3 separate regions of the Mus musculus genome follow, and regions 2 and 3 are each linked to region 1. The links are chromatin loops, found by intact Hi-C in ENCODE. Cell type or tissue: gastrocnemius. All regions are shown on one strand.

Evidence for each region. Hi-C counts contacts between places; a loop is a spot of excess contacts. Peaks named below come from ENCODE experiments on the same cell type or tissue, not always from the same donor. Only the 100,000 strongest peaks of a DNase experiment are listed, where the experiment ranks them.
Region 2: a loop joins it to region 1, with 4 times the contacts of the local background. A loop is called at or near these places in 5 of 42 quality-filtered maps.
Region 3: it touches region 1 in a loop (10-fold over the local background); 10 of 42 quality-filtered maps call a loop at or near these places.

The regions. Positions count from the first base shown.
Region 1 is chr7:30,008,121-30,016,120 of GRCm38, forward strand. It overlaps Zfp568 (zinc finger protein 568), which reads left to right. Exons shown (of 10, transcript NM_001167872.1): 7 at 5,720-5,769; 8 at 6,946-7,069. Among named protein-coding and RNA genes, the nearest start is that of Zfp568, 28 kb to the left of the region's middle. In gastrocnemius, a CTCF peak has its summit at 4,970 (motif pointing right); DNase peaks (open chromatin) are centred at 44, 1,426, 1,737 and 4,967; H3K4me3 peaks cover 2,004 bases; H3K27ac peaks cover 5,053 bases.
Region 2 is chr7:30,165,268-30,173,267 of GRCm38, forward strand. Zfp146 (zinc finger protein 146) reads right to left here and starts at 4,474. Exons shown (of 2, transcript NM_011980.4): 1 at 4,392-4,474. It overlaps Gm5113 (predicted gene 5113), which reads left to right and starts at 4,608. Exons shown (of 3, transcript NR_157376.1): 1 at 4,608-4,947. In gastrocnemius, no CTCF peak of the experiment used is centred here; DNase peaks (open chromatin) are centred at 4,518 and 4,866; H3K4me3 peaks cover 2,489 bases; H3K27ac peaks cover 2,149 bases.
Region 3 is chr7:30,087,260-30,095,259 of GRCm38, forward strand. It overlaps Zfp566 (zinc finger protein 566), which reads right to left and starts at 3,251. Exons shown (of 4, transcript NM_152814.2): 1 at 3,029-3,251. It overlaps Zfp260 (zinc finger protein 260), which reads left to right and starts at 7,817. Exons shown (of 3, transcript NM_011981.4): 1 at 7,817-7,952. In gastrocnemius, CTCF peaks have their summits at 4,187 (motif pointing left) and 7,870; DNase peaks (open chromatin) are centred at 2,316, 3,264, 7,229, 7,534 and 1 more place; H3K4me3 peaks cover 3,089 bases; H3K27ac peaks cover 3,527 bases.

The DNA of each region.
Region 1 (8,000 bases):
TGGCATGTGTTTGCTGTGCTTTGTTGCCAGGGTAGGGCAACAGGTGCTGTCGCTCAGGGTGCTGCGCTGGACAGGAGGAAATGGGTGCTCTCCAATGCCTGTGGTACCATCCTCCACCTTTCTACTTGCCAGTTTGCAGGCTATCCATGGTCTCTGGGTTTGGTCTTAGTCACATGTACCACTTAGGAGCAGATGCACAGTATATTCTGCTCTTCAGCCTTCTCCATCCTGACTCTTGGGTACATTTGCTCAAGAATGTAGTGACCACAGTCCACTTGGGAAGATGTCAGGGCAACTGTGAAGAAAAAACTGACACAGTCGAGTCTCTGGCCTGCCACAAGTGGCAGCTGCCTCTGTCAGTTACAGTTTGCATTTTATGCTTTTTTTTTCCAGCTTCCCCTCAACCCTTCTGCGTTGAAATGTTGAAACTTGAACTGCCAGATGCAACTGTGGAATTGCCTGAGGGTTTGTAGAGAAAGGGAGGGAAGTTGCTGGGTGTAATGTTTCAGCCACACAGACTAAGCAATCTCTTGATTCTTGTATTTAGCTTTCAAAATGCCCTTGGCATGCCAATCTGTGTGATCGCACTAAATCCTGTTAAAACACTACAGGCCAACTTTATTAACCAAAATGGATAACAACCCCTTATATTTTAAATAAAATCCAATTTGTTTATATATAAAAAGAAACTCCTGAAAGTGTGTGGCAGCGCTCTCCTGAGACTGGGACTCAGCATTGCATAGGGATGCCGGCTAGGAACGCATCAGCACTGGTGTGGGGTTTTTACCCCATGCCTTGTGTTCTGTGGCTTCTGCTCTAGTCTGGTGTGACTCTCATGTCTGCCTGTATCTGCTCTAGTCTGGTGTGAGGCTCGTGTCTGCCCGTGTCGCAGAACTGAGAGGGATAGTTTCTCCTGGGCCGCACTGTTTGGGTGAGTCTGAGAAGATGCAGCGGCGTCCAAGCTTTGTACACACAAAACAAGAAGTCAGCCTGTTAGCTGCTCTCTACTTTTGCTCTGAAATAGTCTCCATAGGTCAGGCTGTCATCCTCTCTCCTCTTAGTTCCTTACCAATCCTGGACTCCAGAAACTATACTATCTTCTTTAAAGACTAAAATTTTCCTTTTTAAAAATGAAAGCATTTACATAGTCCTAAGTCTGCATCTTGATAAATTTGCACACAGACATATGTGTCTACTTTAGAAGAGATAATAGAATGTCTAGTCCACTTCCCAGCAGTGTCCTCTGCCCCTTTCCTCGGAAGACTCCAATCTAAAGTCACCAGTTCTAACTTCCATCCTGGATTAGTTTGCACATTCTAGCCCTTCACATAAGTGGAATCGGGCACCGTCGGCGGCAGCTGCCTTTGTTTGCTCAGATCCTGGGAGCTTTCGCCACACTGCTGTCTCAGTAGCTTCTTTTTATTAGCAGTGTTCCCACAACTAACTTATCCAGCCACCTGTCGGGGAATAGCCCAACAGCTTCCAGTTTGGGGGCTGTCAGCAAGGAAGCAACCAGAGCATCCACCTCATGCAGAGAAGCATTTCGTCTCTCCTGACTAGATGAACAGAGAGGCAAGGGTCGCTGGGTAACGTGAGGTGTATGTTTATGAAAACTCATCATTTGTAGTGCTGTTAATTCCATCCTAATAGTTTCCTTGCTTAGCGCAGCGAGCCGTGGAAATGCGGGTCACAGTGGTAATTTTGACGGATGACTGCACCAGCAGATAACAGATGGTGCCAGCTGCGCAAAGCGCCTGTGCCAGACCCACGGGGAGCTTCAGCAGCTGCCTCAGGAGCATGACTGACGCTGTTCCCATGTAACTAACTGGCGCTGCTTCTGCTCCAACTAAATTTAACAACTGAGCAACACAAAAGCCATTTACATGTACCAAGTATGCCCAGTATAGTCTCTGTTAGTGAGCTGGGCGGAAGAGTGGTGGTTTCCCACCACTGTTTTAGATTTCTTCCGCATGATTCACGATGTCTTGTTCTCTTCTTCTTATGTATGAGATTTATTAAAAGTTACTAACATCATAGAGGAGCAGACAGACACCAACACGATGGGGAGCGCTCAGCCCATGTCACAGCATGGCAGTCTGTCCCTTTTGTCAGTCTCAGAAGAAGGGGAGATTCTGTGACACATGTCTGATGGATGGTTATCAGTAGTTTCAGTGAAGCTGTCTCTGTGACCTGGAGGCAGTGTTAGCCTGGAAGTGGGGACGAGCAGGAATCTAGAAAAACAAGTTTGTAGAGGACCTTTAGACACTGGCGGGCCCCAGCTAACATTCTTGAGGGTTTGGGGTTTTTTTGTTGTTGTTATTGGTGGTGGTGGTTTGTTTTTTTGTTTTTGTGTTTTGGTTTTTTTCTTTTTTCTTTAGCCAGATGACAGGAGAGGGAGGGGAGACACTTGCGGATTGAGTAGTTCTTTTCCTGCTGGGCAGAGGTGGATAAAGACTTATCCAAGAAGTCTTAGGACAGTCTCTAGTGTGGGAAATCCTAGCGGAGAAGGGTGCCATGGGGGAGGGGTCTCCACGCCTGCTGATGTCTGCTAGCTTCCTAACCCTAAAATTTAAATTATGTCAGTGGACAGTGAGTCACCCTAGACAGTGACATGGGAATAGGCAATCAGTTACACTTTGGAAGCAGCTGCTGAAGTAGCTTCTACTTCCAGCTAGAAATGGGACTTAGATGCACTTAGGGTTTCCGCTCTTGCTACTAGGCACTGCAGGACGACTAAGGAGATTCAGACAGAGGGAGTTAGGCTGTCCCAGGGCCATGTGAGTGAGGATGGGCAGTTTGAGGGACTGAGAACTTGGTACTTGTTTGTCCCCTAGTCTGGCCAAGGGAGCTGCAAGTGGAGGCGTGGCGGGTTTCTCACACCAGGAGGAGCATGGCGGGTTCCTAAGCTTGCTTTTCTGGAGGCAGGCTCTGGCTGCGCAGCAAGTGTTCACTCCCACCAGCGTGGGAAAGGAGCAGGAAACGGGATTTCCAAACACAGAGAACATGGCTAATTAATTAGATCCACTTGAGAAGGCTAACAAACAATCTTCATGAATCTTTAACTCTTCCTAGTATATGACAAATGTCACAGATGGTAAACCAAGGCAGAATACATGTCCTTAGATTAAAGACAATAGTTTCTTATGCAAGCCGGGAGGACACTGACCCAGTACTGGGATTTCCCAGAAAATTCCACTCTCAGCTTAGTCTCCAGAAGGCTGGAACAGTGGTAGCGCACACCTTTAGTCTCGGTACTCAGGAGGGAGGGGGAGGTGGAGGGGGATCTCTGTGAGTTTGAGGCCAGTCTGGTCTACAGAAAGAGTTACAGGACAGAAAATAACAAGAAAGGGGGGTAGGCAGGGATGAGTTCTGATGCTGTCCCCATCTCAGAAGCTCCAGTGGTTTTTAAATTTTGTTCAGCTGGCTGTAAGTTGAGGTACACATACCCTTTCCTCAGACTCAGTTACTTTGCTCAAGTAGCTCACAGAACTCAGACTAGGGGGAGATTAAAAATTGGCAGAAATACAGCTTACTGGTTGGAATGATTGTGACTTCATGAAAACCTGGCTTGTAGCTGCACGAGGCAGTAGGGGTGTAGAGCTCTGGCTGGCTCTTGCTCAGTCTGGGTGACTTGGTGGGACATGGCAGCACTGAAAGGGGGGACAGGGGAGGTGACTGAGGAATCTGACCTCCGGAATGAAGATTTAGGCCACCCTGCTTGTAAAACATAAGGACTGGTTGGTCCTTTAAATGCCTGTAGAAGCCCAGAATGTTGAAGTACAGTGGTAGAGAATAAATACATTCTTGAAAAGGAAGCTACAACCCTATAGGTGGAACAACAATATGAACTAAGCAGTACCCCTGAGTTCTTGACTCTAGCTGCATATGAATCAGAAGATGACCTAGTCGGCCATCACTGGAAAGAGAGGCCCATTGGACTTGCAAACTTTATATGCCCCAGTACAGGGGAACGCCAGGGCCAAAAAGCGGGAGTGGGTGGGTAGGGGAGTGGGGGGGAGGGTATGGGGGACTTTTGGGATAGCATTGGAAATGTAAATGAGGAAAATACCTATTTAAAAAAAAAAAGAAAAGAAAAAGGAAGCTACAGGCTTTAAGCATAATGTGTATCCATTACAGATGTAAAGGCTGCTATTAACTTTGTATATTTTATCTTATTACATGTGTTTATATATTATCTTTGTTTTTTAAATTTTTATTTTATATACAGATTTTTAGAACTTTTTTCTTTTTTTTAAGATTTATTTCTTTATTATATGTAAGTGCACTATAGCTGTCCTCAGATACTCCAGAAGAGGGCATCAGATTTCGTTAGGGATGGTTGTGAGCCACCATGTGGTTGCTGGGATTTAAACTCAGGACCTTTGGAAGGGCAGTCGGCACTCTTAACCACTGAGCCATCTCGCCAGCCATGTTTTTCTTTTTTTGTTTTTGTTTTTCTTTTTCTTTTTGTTGTTGTTGTTTGTGGGGGGTTCCTTTGTTGGTTTTTCGAGACAGGGTTTCTCTGTGTAGCCCTGGCTGTCCTGGAACTCACTCTGTAGACCAGGCTGGCCTCGAACTCAGAAATCGGCCTGCCTCTGCCTCCCAAGTGCTGGGATTAAGGGCATGCACCAGACACCCAGCTATAACATATTCTTTAGGTCATAGAGTGTTAAGTGTAGTGCACCTAAATTTGAAAAGTAATTAATACAGCCACTAATTAGCCAGTTAGTGTTGATAGCCAACTGTTAGGATTGTGCATCTTCTCATTTGCTTAGCTTCAAGTTCCTAGGTAGGACTGAAGAGCTAAGTTGTCATAAGGGAGCGTAAACATGTGTCTGATGCTGTAAAGGAACTGGGCAGCCAGAGGGAAAGGCTGCCAACTCCAGTTTATGTCCTGATTGAAGGTTTAGTTACTCCTTGGCATGAACTGTGATTCGCCACTTAACAGCGGGTGTGATGTTAAGCTTAGTCAGTAGAGGGTGCAAGAGGGACACTGAAGAAAGAGCTCCTTTTGACTCTGCTTGCTGCATTTTCTGCTTCCTTTCTCCTATGTTAGAGACATTAGTAGGTGTGTATAAGGGACACTCCATGATGCCCAGCATCAGCTGTGGCCCAGTGAGCACAGTGGACTCTTGTCCTTGGGAGCTGGGTCTACACTGGCTGGAGTCTGACTGGCATGTACTCCCAACCGTAGAAAGCCTTCGTAACTCCTGGTTACAAAGGACCACAGCTGCCAGCACTCTCCAACCCTCTGCATGCATGCCGCTCTCCAGTGCTGTGACTACTGTTCCTCAGGCTAGCTCTAGGTTCAAGGTGGGAGTTCTGGAACCCTTAGCGCTCCCATCCTCATCTGTAGATGCCGAAGACTGAAGGACAGCAGTTTACACACTCTTAGGCAGTGTCTTCGAGCCAGACTTGGGCTCACTGTGAAATGCTGGGGCTGAAGACAGTGGAGTAAGGTTCTCCCTCAGCCAGGGACTAATCAGACGAACCCAGCCCTGCTCACCGTCTGAGATGGCTGAGATGTGACTTGTTCAAGACGGTGGCTGCAGAGACTCTGCCCCAGGATCCCAGTCTGGGTCATAAGGCCTCCTTTTTACTAAGTGAAGGTAGTGAGGTCTGGGCCTCTTTGTCCTCTTGGGATAGGTGGGATGGTGCAGGGGAATGCTCTCTCTGAGCACAGTTTCCTAACCATTTCCCACCTCTTACTCTTTCCAAGAAGCCGCAAGAGGAAGAATGAAGAGTTTTGCCTTTAAGGACATGGCCAAGGTAAGCCGCATTTCCACTTTGTTCATGGAAAAACTTCTCGGTTTCTCAATGCTGCTGAAAATCTTGGGAGACTCAGGTGGTGTGGAAAAGAGAAAGCCATGTTCGTGGAGTAGTTTTCCCACACCAGTCTAGGGAGGCTGCTTTGTACAAATAAGTCTACAACTTCCGTTTCCCAGGCTTTTGTTCATTAGAAGAACAAAGTCTTGGCAGTGAACCTGATCAGTTAGCAGAATAAGGTTATATCTGCCTAGTTTCTTTGTTGTCCCCTCTAGGGTCACTGTAGGGATGGCATTCTTGCTGAAAAGTTGTAACACCCTAGGGTGTCTGCCTGGCCTCTTCCGTGTACTTTTCTACAAGATGGAAAGCTTTGATTGCATTCTGTATGTACATTAGTAAAGAAGATTTCTGAAAAAAAATAATAATTGAACTGATCAAGAACATTAGTCACCCAGAGACACTCAGTGGTTACTGATTTTGGAGTCTTTTGTCTATGCATATGATTGGCCCCAGAAGTGTTTCCAGTGCAGGATGGCACTGACCAAAACCACCAGCTTAAGCACTTGCTGTGTCGCGGTGGCTTGAGGTTCTTCCCAATGTGATCTTATTCAATCCTAGTCACAACCCTGTGACACAGCTGTGACCATGTCATTGATTCTGCCATGTATGCTTTTAAAAATCCTTGACAATGACGTCTGTTGATGACATGCATCCTCAGCGTTCCCTGCCGCCTCCTCCAGACAGCCCCAGCCTGGTCTACAGAGTGAGTCCCAGGACAGCCAGGGTGACACAAGGAAACGAAAAACAAACAAACAAACAAAATTAAAGCACAGAGTTACAGCTAGGTTTAGAAAAGTGACCAGTTAGAAAAGTTTAATAAAGACAGACAGACAGACAGGCAGACACACACACATACACACACACACACACACACACACACGCACGTTCTGCTGTGGAACAGAGGATGCTGTACTTGCATGTACAATGACATTCCGTTGAGAAACACCATGTCATAGACTTGATGCAAAGGGCCAAGGAGAAGGCATGTTCAGAGCCCGCATGGGCACCTCTGTTCCCACACTGGCCTGCCTTTGTGGAAGGGTGCAGGTGTTTGGGGACTGTCTTCTCTGATGTCTTCTGTCTTAGTTTCTCACATGGCGTGTCTGCATGTGGTTTCAGGATCTGAGGTTCGAGGATGTGGTCATTTACTTCTCTCTGGAGGAGTGGGAGTGCTTGCGCCATTCCCACAGGAATCTGTACCGAGCTGTGATGTTGGATAACTACAGCAACCTGCTGTCACTGAGTAAGCGCATCCCCCCACTGAAGTTCAGAAGTGCCTGCTGTGATTTTCATGTCCTTTATGGAGAACGTTGACTTTATTATTATTATTATTATTATTATTATCATTATCATTATTATCATTATTAGTATGTGTATGGGTCTTTTGCCTACATGTATGTCTGTGTTTCACTTGCATGCCCATGGAAACCAGAAGAGGGCATTAGGTCCCCTAGAATTTGAGTTACTGACAGTCATGAGCCACCATGTGGCTTTTGAGGCGTGAACCCCAGTCCTCAGGAGCAGCCAGTGCTCTTAACTGCTGAGCCATCTCTCCAGCACCTATAGATAGATTTGTTTTGTTTGAGACAAAGTGCTGTGTAGCTCAGGGTGACCTTAAACTGACAATTCTCCTGCCTCAGCTTTATAGGTGCTGGGGAAATTGGCCTGCACCACCACAAGCGTTTGCTGAGTGTTTCATGAACACGTTTCAAGCTCTGGTTAAATCAGTGACGTTACGCGTGTGCACCTGCACACATACGCACAAGCGTGTCATCGCTCCCAGTGCTTTAATGTTCCCTCACCTTGATCCTTAGACATTAGATTTCTCTTTATCATTCTAGTTATTGGAGTGGGGGATGGCATGCACAAAGAGGCCAGAGGACAACTCTGGCATGGGTCCTCTCCATCCATCTTTACCCAGGTCCCAAGAACTGAATTATTTTGCCAGGCCTTTACCCATTGAGCCATCTTACTGGCCCAGTTTCTCCCTCCCACCCCTATACACTGCCCCGCTCCCGCTCTCTCTCTGTCGTTATTAGCAGAGATTTATTTTCATGCATTATATGCTGATTACATTTCCACAGTCCAAATCCACATCCTTTTTTCTGTCATTAGAAAACAAGCCGGGGCTGCAGAGACGGCTCAGCGGGTAAGAGCACTGACTGCTCTTCCTT
Region 2 (8,000 bases), 160 kb after region 1:
GCACCTCATGTGGCTCAGCAACAGTGCTTGGCCCAGCAGCTCTGGAGTCTCAATCCCCAGCAGCAGCCACAGCCACACTGTTTATATCAAATTCCAAATAAACACAAGGGTGTCCCCATCTCAATATTATTTAATATAAACAACACAGTAATCTATGCCAAGAAAAGAGTTAATAAAAAGCTAAAAAGCGCCAGGCATGGTGGCGTACGTCTTTAATCCCAGCACTTGGGAGGCAGAGGCAGGCGGATTTCTGAGTTCAAGGCCAGCCTGGTCTACAGAGTGAGCTCCAGGACAGCCAGGGCTACACAGAGAAACCCTGTCTTGGGGGGGGGGGGGCACCCAACAACAACAAGACACAAAAACTACAAAGCTTCCTATATTCTAATAACTATCGCCACATTCACTGTAGCACTCAGAAGGAATAACAGTAACAGTAGTAATAGACTAAAACTTCTGTAAAGACATTCAGGGTTGCTGCGATGGCCCTCTGTGCAAACCTGACAACCTAGGTCAGAACCTAGAACTCACATACACATGCAAGAAGAGATCTTACTGAGTTGTCTTCTGGCCCTCACAGATGGCACCTTGGCACCTGGGCACCCACCTATACACCTGGCACTCACAATAACGTTTGGGCTGTTTTTAATGTAAACATTTAAGACCCCAAATGCCACCTGAACAAAGCACATGCTCACGGATCGGAGTGTCTAACATCACAAAGATGCTGCTTTCCTCTAAATTATTTTGTAAACGTAATACAATCTCAATAGAAAATTTTAGGGGGGCATTCTCCATTCCTCAGAACTAGATAAGCCAATCCTAAAATTTACATGAAAAAAGGAAAGAAAGAGAGAGAAAAAAAGTAAGCCTATCATCCCAGTTACTCATGATCTGAGGCAGGAGCAGGCTGAGGGTGCCAGCATGCCTGGATTATTACAGGAATGCTGTATTAATGCTGTACGGGGGGGGGGGGGGGGTCCTGAATTAAGGCCCTCACACTGTCATGACAGGCACTTTACTGAAATGAACCAGTCTCCGGACCCTGGGTAGTTTCCATACTAATAACAATGAGCCAACCTCAAGGCCTAAATGTATATAACCTTGGTAGGGATTTTGGGAATCGTAAATCAGACTGTTAACTTGTTTACAGAGAAGCTCTCCTAAGTTACTGCAGCCCTGTGAGGGAGTTTTATTTTATTTTCAAGATTGATTGATTGATTGATTGATTATACAGAAGCACACCAGGTGCACCTCAGTAAACACCCTGTGAAGTTCCTTAGCAATCTTTTGAAGATAATAGCTCCTAATCTACAGGAACGTCTGTGACTCCTGCCGAGACAGTCAAGTGCCGCTCTTCTTTGACAAGCCCACGCACGTGCTATGGGACGCCTTCCTTTCTGGGTGCCCTCACGCCTCTTGACCCTTATGATTTTAAGTCTGTGTTAAGGTATCTTCAGGACGAGGACGTGTGTCTCAAATGGAAGACTGCTCGCCTAGCTTATCAGAAGCCGTGAGTTCAATCCCTAGCGCCACCGAAATTGGTTGTGTTGGCACACACCGGTAACTCTACAGGTCTGGAAGTAGAGACAGATCAGCCATAGCTACCACATAGCCAGTTAAAAGCCAGCCTGTGCTAAATAATACCCTGTCCCTAAAAACTTTAATAAACTCCAACTTTGGGGCAGGCAAAAATCACCAAGTAGAGGTGGATACTGAAATACTGAGTTTAATCTTTCTACCACCATAGTGGAAAGAGAACCAGCTCCTTCAAGTTGTCCTGAGTGCCTTATGCATGATGTGTCACTCGAGAGAGCACACATGTTCAGATAAATCGAGGAAAGGGAAGGGAGAAATGTAATTAAAATACAATCTCAAAAATCGCAGAATATTTTCTAAGTTGGAGTCACCTGAGTCATGGTTCCTAAAACAATAAGGAACTGCTCAGGCTGCTGCAGTTGACTGTGGAGCTCTGCCTCTAGACCTGCATCAGCTGACAAAGTGACCATGTTAGACTTCCTTTTAGGAAAACAGCACAGGGAACAGGCGAACACTATACACTGCCGAGCATGGCGGCACAACCCTGTAATCTAAGCACCCCGGAGGCAGAGGTGGAAGGACTGCAACAAGTTCAAGGCCAATCTGTCTGCAAAGCTAAGCTATACAGGGTAACCAGGATGACAGTCAGCTGATCTCAGAAAAAAATGGTAAATTAGTGCAAGTGAAAATATGGTAAGTTGGCTGAATTCACATTCAGTAGCTAAGTGTAATGGAACTTTACATTCCTGTAGTTGGTGGAAAGAGAATAGCTCATGGGCTCATGTATTTCAATAACTGGTCCCCTGTTGGCAGGACTCTATGGGAAGAATTAGGAGGTAAGGTCTTGTCTGAGGAGGCGTGTCACTAGGGGAGGGTTTTGAGGTTTCAAGACTCTGCTGGTGCCCAAACTTACACAGGCACAAACATAAATAAATGATTTAAGAAGCTGACTTTAGAACATATACTACACTCATATGTGTAAGTTATAAAGTAAATGGGGTTACTTGCCTTTGGCCTATCCATTCTAGTACCCCCTATCCCACAGTAACAATCATTCTGTGTGTGTGTGTGTGTGTATACACACACATCTATCTATCCTGAAGCTTTTTCCCCAATAGAAAGAAATTCAAAGACAGCTACCTTATTCCTGACAAGTCTATATTCTGAACCTTGTCCTACTATGTCTGAGACCTTTCAGTGTCTATATAAAGCTCCCTCCTCATTCTTCTGCACGACCACTGGATAAGCTTATTATCATAGGTCAACCGAACCATCCTTTAATGGATGAGCATGAAATGTTTCTAATACTTTTCTAGGCTAAACTTTGCTGTCACGAGCAAACTTGTGTCTGTATTGTTTCACTCAAACATAGTAGATACATTTGTAGCATCAATTTCCAGAACTGTGGGCTAGGGATATAGCCCAGTCAAGAGTCAATACACATTACCTCCAAAAAATTGCAACAAGCAAACCCTCACATTCTAGCTGCTTTTCTTTGGGGGATTTCTTGTCATTTTGTTTTTGTTCTTCAAGACAGGGTTTCTCTGTGTAGTTAAGGGGTCCTGAAACTCTGAGATCCAACTGCCTCTGCCTCCCAAGTGTTGGGAATTAAAGGTGTGTATGTGTCCAGCTTCAGTGATATTTAAAAAACTACTTTTGTTTCGTTTTTTTGTTTTTTGTTTTTACAATGTATCAACTAGTGGCAGCTATTCATAAATTTGAAAGCTACCCACTTGCAAATCTTAATCAGGTACTGCTTAACTTTTACCATTAGGAGAAAAGCCAAAGCTGCGGATGTCTTTAATGACTGCCACAGCAGGGAGAAGTAGTTTTTCACATGTGCTACACAATTCACAGAACTGTACTCGTGAAGGAGTTATGACATCTACGATATAGCACAGTAATCACTAAGTTTTTTTCAAAAAACTAAAAACATGGACCAGTGAGAGAGCTTGGGGGGGGGGGTGTGCAAAGGCGCTTTGCTTCCAAGGCTGACAACCTGGATTCCGACCCTAAACCCACATGATGGAGGACAGAACCGACTGTGGCAAGCATGCCCACACAAATAAATGTATATATATATATATATATATATATATGCTTTAAATGAGGAACTGTGCCTAACCTAAATCTAAATTAGACCCCTTAATCCTGGGTTTTTAGTGAAATGACGCTCTTCAAACCGAAACTCGAATTTGCCTAACAGCTCTATTAAAGTACCTCAAAAATCAGAAATGAAGTCTATGGCTGGCACCCCCGGGACAAACAATTCCAAACCAAATGTTTCCTTAATTAAGCATGACAGAGTAATCTGTATTCTACCTCCATTCATAAACAACCGCGTTTTAGTACACAGATCGTCTTTTAAAATCTAAACATGTTTACTAAGGCTTTCTGCACATATCACGAAATGCATTTGCGTATAAAACTCACCATCAATAAATACAGTTTTAAAAGTATTTAACCCTTAGCTTCATCCCACCTTTCAAGTAATCAAATAAAACGGATGCTCTTCGGGAAGATGGCCCCGTTATAATTATCAGCACTTTCGACTCGGGAACTACCGCGCAGACGTGATACTTCAACATGGGTCTCCTCATTGCCTCGTGAAGCATAGCCACCCACAATCCTACACCCAGCTCCACACCCACTCAATCATTCCAAATAGTGGGTCAAACTTTGCAGTCAAATTCGGTCTCAAACGCTCAAGCTTTCCTCAGAGGCCCCCACCTCCGCCTTCACCAAGATCCAATGCTCTTCAGCCCACTCCCTGAACCCCGCGCTACACCTCCAAAGATCGGAAACACTGCCCTCCAACCTCCCGAACCCACCGACCCAGGACGCCCAGATCCCACCTCCTACTTTGGCGCCACGTGGACACGACGGCCGTGCTGACCCGCGGACAAAGACCAAAATGTCCACTCGCTGCCCCTGCGTCTGCGCACTCAGGGAGTGAGTGAGCACTCCCAGAAGTCTCCGCGACATCTCAGGGCTTGTTCACTGAAGCCTAGCCAGGCTGTTGTCTATTATCAGCAATACTGCTTTTACGACTTTGGACTACACTTCCCACAAGGCACTGCGGGTTGCTTATCCGTCTCCCACGCACAAACCTGGCCGCCTCTTGTGATTTGGGGTTTCTTAGAGTAGATTGTTGTCACTTGGACCCAAATAAGCTCACGCCTGGTAAGATGTTTGGAGTGGGGACTTCCTCTTTGGTACTTCACGGGCGGCGTCTCAATAATACACTGAGCCCAGACCCCAAGGTGAAAGGACACCATCTTTGTCCGGGGCTGATGTGGCTATGGACTACGTTTCCCAGAGTCCATAGCGAGCTGACATTGTAGCTCAACTTTGATGAAACCTTTACCTTTGGCTGAAGCAGGATGCGCGCGCCTTCTACTGAGACCCAAGGTAAATGGTCTGGGGAGTACTGAACGGGGGTGGGGAACAGGCGTGTCCTGAACGGGGTTGTGCACGCTGAAGCAGGACTGGGCTGCGGGATTCTAATTGTGGTTTTGATTGTGGTGGTGACCGGTTGTCAGTGCTTACAAGTAGTGTGCTGTTGTAATCACCTGTCTCCAAGGTGTATATCTGATTGTTGCTGTGCAAACATATGTGATGTTATGTGTTCCGGGATCTTGTGGTTGTGGAAGTGGTATCCCGTGGTCCTGTAGTGTGTTGTGTGCTCGATAACCTTTATTCCTGGGGTTGTGTGGATATAGTTGTAGCTGTGACTGTGTATCTCTGGGTTAAGTGACCTTGTGTAGTACTGTGTGCAGTGTTCTGTGTCCGTGGCTCTGCGTCGGCAGTGCGTGAGTATCCTTGTGTTCTTGGAGAGAAGGGAGAAAGAAGGAGGAGGACTTTGTGACAGTGTGTAATACTGTGTGTATGCGGGTGTGGACTATCTTTGCTAAAGAGTGACTGGCCCCTGAGTGAATGTTCAGTTATGGCTGGATGATGCAGAGTACTGTGCCTTCTGCGTGCCACCATGTGTGATTGTGACTATGTAAGGAGGACCTTTAGGGATGTTAGGGAAGTGATTGTACCACAGTGGCAAGCAAACTGACTGGGATGCCTAGGTGGGTAAAGTTCTTGTGGCACAAGTCAGTTGTCATACTGTGTTTGTAATTATCCTGTAATCCAAGCTCCTACAGAATTCAGAGACAAGCATTTCCAAAACCTCTCAGATGAACTAGCTGGGAGTGTGTAGCAGTGATCAGACTACAAGGTAGAAGGCTAGAACCAACACCCAAGACTCTACTCTGCCCTCCACAAAAATGGCATTGCACACACATACCTGAATATGTGCACACACACAAAGTTAAAAAAATTATTTCTAGGGCTGGAGAGATGACTCAGTGGTTAAGAGGACTGGCTGGACTTCCAGAGGACCAGGTTTCAGCACCCATGTGGCAGCTCACAGCTGTCTGTAACTCTTGTTCCAGGGGATCCGACTCCCTCATACAAGCATACATGCAGGCAAAACACCAATGTACATACAATAAAAATAAAATAAATTATTAAAAATTTGTTTCTTAGAAAGTGAAGAGTTGGTGTGTGGATGTTTTCATGTGACATATCTTGCAGCAGCCAAATGTAGTGGGTCTGTGACTACTGTTTTGGCCCCAGCAGGTGCCGTAAAGTTTGGGCAGATTCTGGCCCTGGACAATAGTGACCTCAGTTTTACAAGGTGACACTGAGTTTGGACTGAGTGCCCAGCCATGTCTGACCTCCATCCCCTGAACACCAGGATAGAAGAACAGCTATCCAAAAGTACCCTGCTCACTCATGTTTCCTTTCTTCCAACCCTTTTCTAAGAGGATGATGCTGAGCCAAGACTATACAGCTCAGTAGTTAACTATTGACTGTCCAAAGCCAAATTCAAAAAGCATCCCATTTTATTCTCCTTTCCCTGAACCTTTTTTTTTTTTTTTTTTTTTTTTTGAGGGAGGAGAGGGTTTTTTTCATGAAAGGGTGTCTTGGTTAGGGTTCTACTGCTGTGAACAGGCACCAAGGCAACTCTTATAAGGACAATATTTCATAGGGCTGGCTTACAGGTTCAAAGGTTCAATCCATTATCATTAAGGTGGGGAGCTGGGTGGTAGTGGCGCACACCTTTAATCTCAGCACTTGGGAGGCAGAGGCAGGCAGATTTCTGAGTTCGAGGCCAGCCTGGTCTACAAAGTGAATTCCAGGACAGCCAAGGCTATACAGAGAAACCCTGTCTCAAAAAAAACCAAAAGCCAAAACAAAACAAAAACAAGGTGGGGGCATGGCAGCATCCAGGCAGGCATGGTGCAGGAGGAGCTGAAAGTTCTACATCATCTTCTGAAGGCTGCTTAGAGAAGACTGACTTCCAGGCAGCTAGGATGAGGGTATTAAAGCCAACACACACAGTGACACACCTACACCAACAAGGCCACACCTACTCCAACAAGGCCACACTACCAAAGAACAAGTGCTATTCCCTGGGCCAAACATATTCAAACCACCATACAGGGTCTCTCTGTGTAGCCTTGGCTATCCTGGAACTAACTCTGTAGACTGGGCTGGCTTCAAACAGAGAACTAACTCTGTGTGTGTGTGTGTGTGTGTGTGTGTGTGTGTGTGTGTGTGTGTGTGTGTTTGCACGTGATCTGTGAGCCTCTGTAATACAGCCCTAGCATTCCCTCTGTTACCGAAGATCATTAGTTATTCTAGTGATTTAAATACACTCTGTCTGGAGCCATTTCCACCTGTATCTCTTGTTCTTTTATTTTCTTCCCATGGTGGGACCGGGCAGGCAAGCACAAGATTCTTGCTATGTTACCCAGGCCTGAGATCTCAGATTCAGAACTGAGCTTGTCTATCAGTCTGTCAGTGTACTGGGGGCTTAACTCCTACTTTTCCAGGACTCTATTTATCCGGAAGAAGTCAGAGTAGATCAGAATGGCACGGCCCATCAGGTAGCTTGAAAGTTCATTTTATTTATGTGTTTGTTTGTTTTGGCTTTTTGAGACAGGGTTTCTCTGTGTAGAGTCTGGAACTCCCTCTGTAGATCTGAAACTCACAGAGATCTGCCTGTCCCTGCCTCCCAAGTGCTGGAACTAAAGGGATTGTCTACCACTGCCCAGACTTTGTTTTCAGGCAGGCAGGCAGGCAGGCAAGCAGGCAGTTAGTCAGTTGGTTGGTTGGTTGGTTGGTGGTGGTGGTGGTGATGTGGTGTGCAAGCTGCTGTACAGTGTGGAGGACTGAGAATGGTAGCAGGAGTCAGTTCTCTCCTTATATCACGTGGAACCCAGGATCAAACTCAGGTCGTCAGATTTTGCAGCAGGTGACCTTACCTGCTGAGCCATCTTTCCTAGCCCCATAACTCCTCCTAACCCTTCAGAACATATGAACACCTGTCCTCTTTATGCCAAAATGTCTGCTCTCGGGGAGCGAGTGATGGGTCCCCAACCCCATCGGTGGCTCCCTCTTCTCAG
Region 3 (8,000 bases), 79 kb after region 1:
GAACAGACAGATATCTCAACATCCCTAACTTCAGAGAGCCAGGCTCTGGAATGGGACAGGAGGGGTTTGGGCAATATGGCTCTTGGGCACATAAGCACACACATGAAGATATACTGAGAGGCCAAACCTACTCCACCTTGGAACCAGCCTCCATCTTAAAGAGAAAAAAAAAAAGCCTGAGAACTTGACCTGCAGCAGAACCCAAGCTGCACCCACATACCAGGAAGGACCCCAGGGCTTGTCCTTGCCCATACCCCAGAGTTACTCCCTAGCTACTTCCTAGCAACAGTTAATCAAAGATTAGTCTGGTTATTTTGGGTGTACTTTCAGCTTGTTTGTGATTATCTACAGTCTTGCTTCAGGGCACCCACCTGTCGGCTTAATAGCCTTTCTATTAGATGTTTGCCAGACTGGACACCCCCTCCCTCCCTCCCTCCCTCCCTCCCTCCCTCCCTCCCTCCCTCCCTCCCCTGCTCCTATTTTCCTATAAAAACTTGTCCTGCTGAGGGCTCAAGGATTCTGTTGTGACAAGGCTGGGAGGGAGGAGAGTCCAAGTCTAAGCTTGTAATAAAGAGACCCTGATGGCCTTTTGGGGTTCATGACCACTTCCTGGCACAACAATACAATTCTTGTATAGGGTAGATCATGATACAAGTGTCTGAATCTCAGCACTCCCGAGACTGAGACAACAGCACTGCCGGAGGCTTAGACCACCCAGGCCTTCACAGACTGACTCACGTCTCCCTCCCACCTCTCTGCTTCTCTCTCTCTGGTTTTGTGAGAAAAGGTCTCTCTACATAGCTCTGACTGTCCTGGCGTTCACTCTGTTGACCAAGCTGGTATTGAACTCACAGAGATCTACCTGCTTCTGACTCCAGAGTGCTGGGGTCAAAGACCTGCACAACCATACATAGTTTAAAATTAAATCTTTTATTTTAAATCACATTTTAAACCTTTTTTGGGGTTAGAAGAGGGTGTGGGAACTGAAGCTCCTGCATCCTACTGTAAAGGTAATTATAACACATCTGCTGTGGAGGCGCACGCCTTTAATCCCAACACTCTGGAGCCAGAGGCAGGTGGATCTGTGAGTTCAAGTCCAGGTTGGAATACAGACTAAGTCCCAGGCCATCCAGGGCTATTCAGTGAGACTTTGTCTCAAAAGAAAAAAATTAAAACAGACATGGCAGAATGTTTATAAGATTAAAAGTTAGAAATACTCAAATGTCTACTATTTGATGAGATGAATAAGTGCCATATACTTCAGATGAATTTTGCAGATAATGGATGGAACTTGAGAACATCATCCTGAGTGAGGTGACCCAGAGTCAGAAAGACATGCACCGTATGTACTCACTGATAAGTGGACATTAGCCATAAAGTGCAGGATAACTAAGCTATGATCCACAGACCAGAAGAAACTGGGTAATAAGGAGGTCCAAGGGAGGGTTTGAGAATCCCACTCAGAAGGGGAAACTAAATAATCATCAGAGATGTATGGAGAGAGGAAAATGGGTAGGAGAGGGGGTGAGGATCGGAACAGGGATGGCGATCAAGTAGGGAGGGCGAGAGAGGGCTGGGAGAATGGAAACCAGCGGTGGGAGGGGGGGCATCTCTGGTGACTAGCTAGAGCCTTGGGAAGGAAGAGGCTACAGGGAGCCTATGGGGTGACTTTAGCTGAGACTCCTACTAGAGGAGAATTATAGAGACTGATGGGGCCACCTCCTGTACCCAGGCAAGACTTCCAGAGGCAGGGGGACGGGACATCAATCCACTCCAAAAATCTTCAACACAAAATTTGTCTTGTTTATAGAAAGTGCAGGGATAAATATGGAGCAGAGACTGAGGGAACAGTCATCCAATGACTGCCCCAACTTGAGACCCATCCCATGTGAGAGAAACTAATTAACTCTACTAATGATACTCTTGTGCTTGCAGACAGCAGCCTAGCATAACTGTCTCCTGAGAGACTTCACCCAGCAGTGGATGGAGGCAGATGCAGAGAGCCACACTCATCAGGTGGAGCTTGGGGAGTCTTGTGGAAGAGTATGGGATAGAAGTGAGCAAGCCAGAGGGGTCAAGGATACCACAAGAAGACCCAGAGTCAACTGACCTGGGAGCATGGAGGTTCACAGAGCCTGGGTCACCAACCAGGGAGCATGGAAGAGCTGGACCTAAGCACACTCCCCACCCCACGCCTACACGTTTGTAGCAAGTGTGAGCTTGGTGTTTATGTGGGTCCCCCTAAGAAGTGGAGCGGGGGTTGTCTCCATCTCTGTTCCCTGTCATTGGATCACCCCCTACTTCGACTGCCTGATTGTGCTTCCTAGACCTGCTGGGACTAGGTGCCCCAGGGAGGGGTGGTACCCAGAGGGACTCTCCTGCCCAGAGGACAAGGTAAGGGGGAGATGGAGGGAGGGATTTGTAAGGGTAGGACTGGGAAGCGAGGAAGGAGGGTGGCTGAGATTAGGATGTAAAGTGAATTTTTAAAAGTAAACATTAAAAACAGTTGGAAATACTCATATGGCTACCCTTAATAGTCGAGATGTATAAATGCTTCAGATCCTGAAATATCAAACAGCACAAAGACTCAGTTAAGCCGCTATCCCACTTAACACGGGGAAGTCCTACACAGCTGTCCAAATAAACAAAGTAAAAGACAAAGAAAAGCATGATAGCTCACAAATGAACCTCTAAAATGAGCAAAGGCTAAAGAAGAATGCACGCAAGATACACATTCAAAACTTCACACTCACAACCCACACACAGACCCACAACAGAGACACTCGGCTATCGGAAACCTACCTACGAGAAGACAGGACTACCTACTAGGGGCTCAAAAAGTAACTTAAGCACAACTTCACTTTTACCACACAGAATCCACAGGTATCTGCGCCTGCACTGTGCTGCACGTGGTCACAACATCACACAGTCGCACGCCCCTACAGAGACAGAACACTCACCCAGTCAGCAGCTCTCCACATCCACACACAATGCCGCACGTGTCCCCAGCTCGCTCCCTCCCACTCACCAAGGGGTGGTGGCCGCCACGGTGTTAGCAGAAACTGATGCTCATCACCAGTCCAGCCCCTTAGCGCCGCGATCACTGTTCACAAATTAGCCGCACAATTCCGACTCCTCTGCCGCACAAAGCCCAGCCTCGGCGTTCGCCCCGCCTCCTCCCGGGTTCCGCACCAAAGGCCTTCCTTGCAAGCTGCCAAAGCCCTGCAATCCTTCAGTGCACCTCCCCTCTTGCCAGCAAAGCTCTGAAGTCACGCCAGGCGCGTGATCTTCCCGCGAGAAGCCAGGGAGCCCTCTGGGAAATGTAGTCAGTCCGAGGGAACGCGGCAGACAAGATGGCTCCCGATGGGCGGGGCTTCTAACGGTCCCTCAGTGTGGTGGACGAGCGGAGGACACCCCAAATAGAAACGCATCCTCAGGATACATGGAACCCTATATCAGCTTCCACTACTGCATTTAAAATCATTCAAAAAAGTTAGGAATCTGTTGATTTCCCGGACTTTTGGTATTATCTGTAGAGGATAGACTGCATCAGGAAAGGGGCGGAGAACTGGTAGGGGGCGGAGTGTGATTTGCATAGTAAGCATAATCATGCGGCTGAGACTTCTAGTAATATAATTCAGTGCAATACGAAAAAAAATATATTGAAGGGGGAAAGTTATCTCAATTTCTCAGAGAGCTAAGCCTTTGCTTGGCCACCTCTAGCGGCCGAGTTTCCCCCCGCCCCAGAAGTGTGCAGGAACAGATCTCCTCCGCAGATGTGTGACTTGTTCTGGACATGCATTTGGCTTGGTACTCATTAGCAGGTCCTGTAGGTTGAAAGGGTGGATACCAGGACCACACCTTGGATTCCCACATGCTTCTAATGCTAGCCCGCAGGAGGAGCAGGAGGATCAGGGTCATCCCTGGCTACTGAGAGGTAGTTACATTAAAAACTACAGTGGAACACTTGGAGAAAGCATCTTCCTTTGAAGTGATTTCCATAACCAATAAATATACCTAGTCCAGGAGATAACAAGTCAGTCGGTCTGAAAAAGACATTAAAGTTGGGGCTAGAGAGATGACTCAGCGATTAAGAGCACTGGCTTCTCTTCCAGAGGACCTGAGTTCAATACCCAGCCACCACATAGTGGCTCACAATCATCTATAAGAGGATATGATGCCCTCTTCTGGCCTACAGATGTATATGCAGCAGAGCACTCACATTAAATCTTTTAAAACGACATTGAAGTTAAAAGACTACATCTCTGTATAAATCAAGATTTTCTCTTCAGAAAATAGGGACAACACGGCTTACCTCACTTCTCTGTTAATTGCAAAGCTGCCACAGTCCTAACGAAATAGATACTATAAAGACATGAAGATCTTATAAGGATATGAAGTTACCCAGAATAGAATGGAGCTGAGGGAGAGCTGCCGGTAGACTACCCCAATGATAACGGGTATACTAACCAGGCATGTTAGAGGGAAGTGAAGTTTGGGATTGCTGGGTGCGGAGATTTGAATGAGCTGGCTCATAGGCTCATACATTTGAATGCTTAGTCATTAGTTTATGGAACTGCCTGGGATGGGTTAGGGGATATGGCCATGTTAGAGGAGGTGTGTTATTATTGGAGGGTGGGCTTTGAGGTTTCAAAAGCCCATACCAGGCTCAGTGTGTCTCTGTCTCTCTCTCTGTCTGTCTCTCTCTCTGTCTCTGCCTCTCTGTCTCTCTCTGTTTTCTGCAGAGACATTGTAATTCCTAAACCAATGATGACATCAGCCACCTATTAATTTCCCACACTATTATATTATCCTGATACTGTTTTTTCAGTCATCCACGATTTTCCCACTGACCTGGGATACTGCCACAATAAATTACCAATGCTCCGTGAATTCATTCATGTTTCTAGATTCAATATTCTGTTCTGACCTCAAGTTTAGACAATCTTATCAACAAAGAGCTTGGGTTGGCATAATGATGTCTGGAACCCTGCACTGGGCTACGGGGTAAGTGGACCAGAAGAAACTTGAGGCCAGCTTGGGCTACATAGGGAATTTAAGGCCATGTTAGGCTATGTACATTCTACAAATTATCTATATACCAAAGATATTTTTGCCTGTTAATTGCAAACCTTTATATTGCTAATATTATCTCAATACAGTTCATAAGTTTTAGAAGACCATTCTGATTGGAATCACTGGACTCCTAAAATTAGAATACTAATAATGAGCCAGGCAGTGGTGGCACATGCCTTTAATCCCAGCACTTGGGAGGCAGAGGCAGGCAGATTTCTGAGTTTGAGGCCAGCATGGTCTACAGAGTGAGTTCCAGGACAGCCAGGGCTACAGAGAAACCCTGTCTGGAAAAAAAAAAAAAGTAAAAAAAAAGTAAGACACAACTATAATTCCTAAACGTATAAGGGGCATCAGGAGTTCAAGGCTATGCAGGGCTTTGAGGCCAGGCTTGGCTATTTGAGCTCGTCTCAAAGAAATAAATACAAAACAAAATTGTAAAAGACTGCCAGAGAGGTAGCTGAGTTGGTAAAGTGTTTGCTGTGAGGTGGGACTTTCTGGTTTCTCTGACGACTCAATTGTGCCAGGTGATGTTTTTCCGGAAGCTCCCTTATGAGAGGGCACGTGATGTTTTGCTGAAACCAGACTCTTCAGAAGGCACATAATGTTTAGAAAGAACATAAATGGAACCCCACAAACAGTGAGAGGATGCTCTTGCATTCCTATTCCGTACAAAGCTTCGCTGGTCTTCACTTTGTCGAGAGAAATGCACCAAAGAACTTCTCGTGGTATTCCGGCTGCTCCTGGCTGCTCCCTCTGATTTGGGCCAGTTGCAGTTTCTGCTGGATCTTGCCGCCACTACTGATTCATTTTTGGTGTTTGCTATTGGCCTGGACTGCTGGAATCCTGACAAGGAAGAGTGGGATTGCCCCGAGAAACTACTTCTAAATGGGTCTGTGACTCCCTTTTCCTATTAACCTTTCTCCCTTGCTTCTGGTCGGTGGATTAGAAGGGAAGTTGAAGTGTTTAAGAACCCTAAATAAAGTAGGTTTTGAAAAAAAAAAAAATCTAAGCCCGCAAGTAGGCTGCCTCTCCTGAAGTCAGGGTTTCAGAGAGCTGCTTCTTATTGGCTCTTGGAGTCCCTTTTATGGGGAAGGGTTAGGGTTGATAGAAAATAGGTGTAGAGAGCTGGAGAGATGGCTTAGCAGTTAAGAGCACCGACTGCTCTTCCAGAATTCCTGAATTCAATTCCCAGCAACTCACAACCATCTGTAATGGGATCTGATGTCCTCTTCCGGTATGTCTGAAGAGAGCAACAATGTACTCACATACAATTAAATAAATAAATAAATAAATAAATAAAGCTGTAGCTATAACTGGCTGTTAAAAATCTGGACAGAAGGGGGGGCTGGGCTCAAGGCTGTGTGTGGGGTGGGTGTGGGAATGTATCATGTAAAAGGGTACCTGGGAAGGTATCTGGTAAGACATATTGGTAAGCCATAAGGACAGTCATATATTCCAGGATCAAGAATTTAGCTCACAGTTCACGGTGGCACCTTTTTGGTTTCACACTGGGCTGTTTGATAAGGAGAGAGGCAGAAGCCTAGAGGTCAGGAGAGCAGAAAACCAAGCATGGTGGACAAGAGGTCAAACGGGCTAGATTATATAGGGAAGAGAAGCTGGGGAAGGGACAGCCCAACTCTGGTGGGAGATTTCAGGGTAGGAGGCAGGGTAGCCCAGGACAAGCACAGGTAGCCAGGCCCCACCTCTATACTAATCTAATGGCCTGGCCCAGTCCCTTGATGTGCAAGAGTATTCAGGGCCAGCCTTCTAGACTGTTCTACCACTGAGAAGGCTGTTTCCAGCCCCTTGAGATACAGACAAGATCCACTCTATAGAGGAAAAAAGGGCGGGGGCGGGGGGAAGAATCCCAGGCCGCCCTGGAAGCCCCGCCTCCTTTCCCCCCAAACCCTATATAATGCCTGCCTCCTGTTCTGTTCTTTGTTGATTCTCTCCCAAGCAAAGGCACCCAACTTCTTGAGGCTTTCCTAATACATCTCTCCCGAGGTTTGCTGTAGGGTGTGACTTTGTGGTATTCCTTGGCTCCCAACTGTAGGATAGCTTTCCCTTTAGAGCTGTAACACCTTCACCAGGCCATCAGCTGCTTTGATATGTTAACAGGCATCTCAGCCATTTGCCCCAGTTTTGGGACCTAACACTCAGGTAACGCATTAACAAACCTCCCACAGGACCCCACAACTCACCTGCATACTGCTTTCCACATTGTTACACACTGTCACAACCCTAGGACATACGGCTACAAAAATTACAATTTCACAATAGTTCATTTTCCTGATTGTTTAGTCTGAACCCAATTATCAGTCTCAATTCCAGCCTGGCTTCAGTTTGTGATACTGTAGCAATCGCTTCCTTAACACCAGAGTCTGATACAACTCTCTGCAGAGCTGCCAACTATCAGCCTGAGATGCCTTCTGGGAAATGTAGTTCAGCAGTGCGCCACGGTGGCCAAGATGGCGTCCTCTCCCGTAAAACCCAGAGGATTGCGCCTTACTGGGAATCTCGCCCTGGAGGCAAGGAAAAGCCTATTCTGTGAGTTTAAGCTGCACTCATTACACACCTTGGCACACCATTGTCCTTTGCGGTAACACAGTGTAAAAGTGGTAGTATCTGAGTTCCAACCTTTTACTACTTATCCACTGGGAAAAGTTCTCGGGAGAGTGGAGGGGAAATTAACTAGAACCCCTGAGACTTCTGGGAAATGTAGTTCACAGTTAAAAAGAGAGCGAAAGAGAGAGACTAGAATGGAAAAAGATCCTCTAGTTCAGAGCCCTGGTGGGCAGAGACCTCTGGGAGTGCTAGCTCACTGAAGGAGTGCGCAGGCGCAGGCTTCGTGGCTCGCCATCGTCGCCTTTGTCTGGGTGAGTTTGATTTCGGGGTCTGTAGGACCGGGATTTTCCCAGACTGAG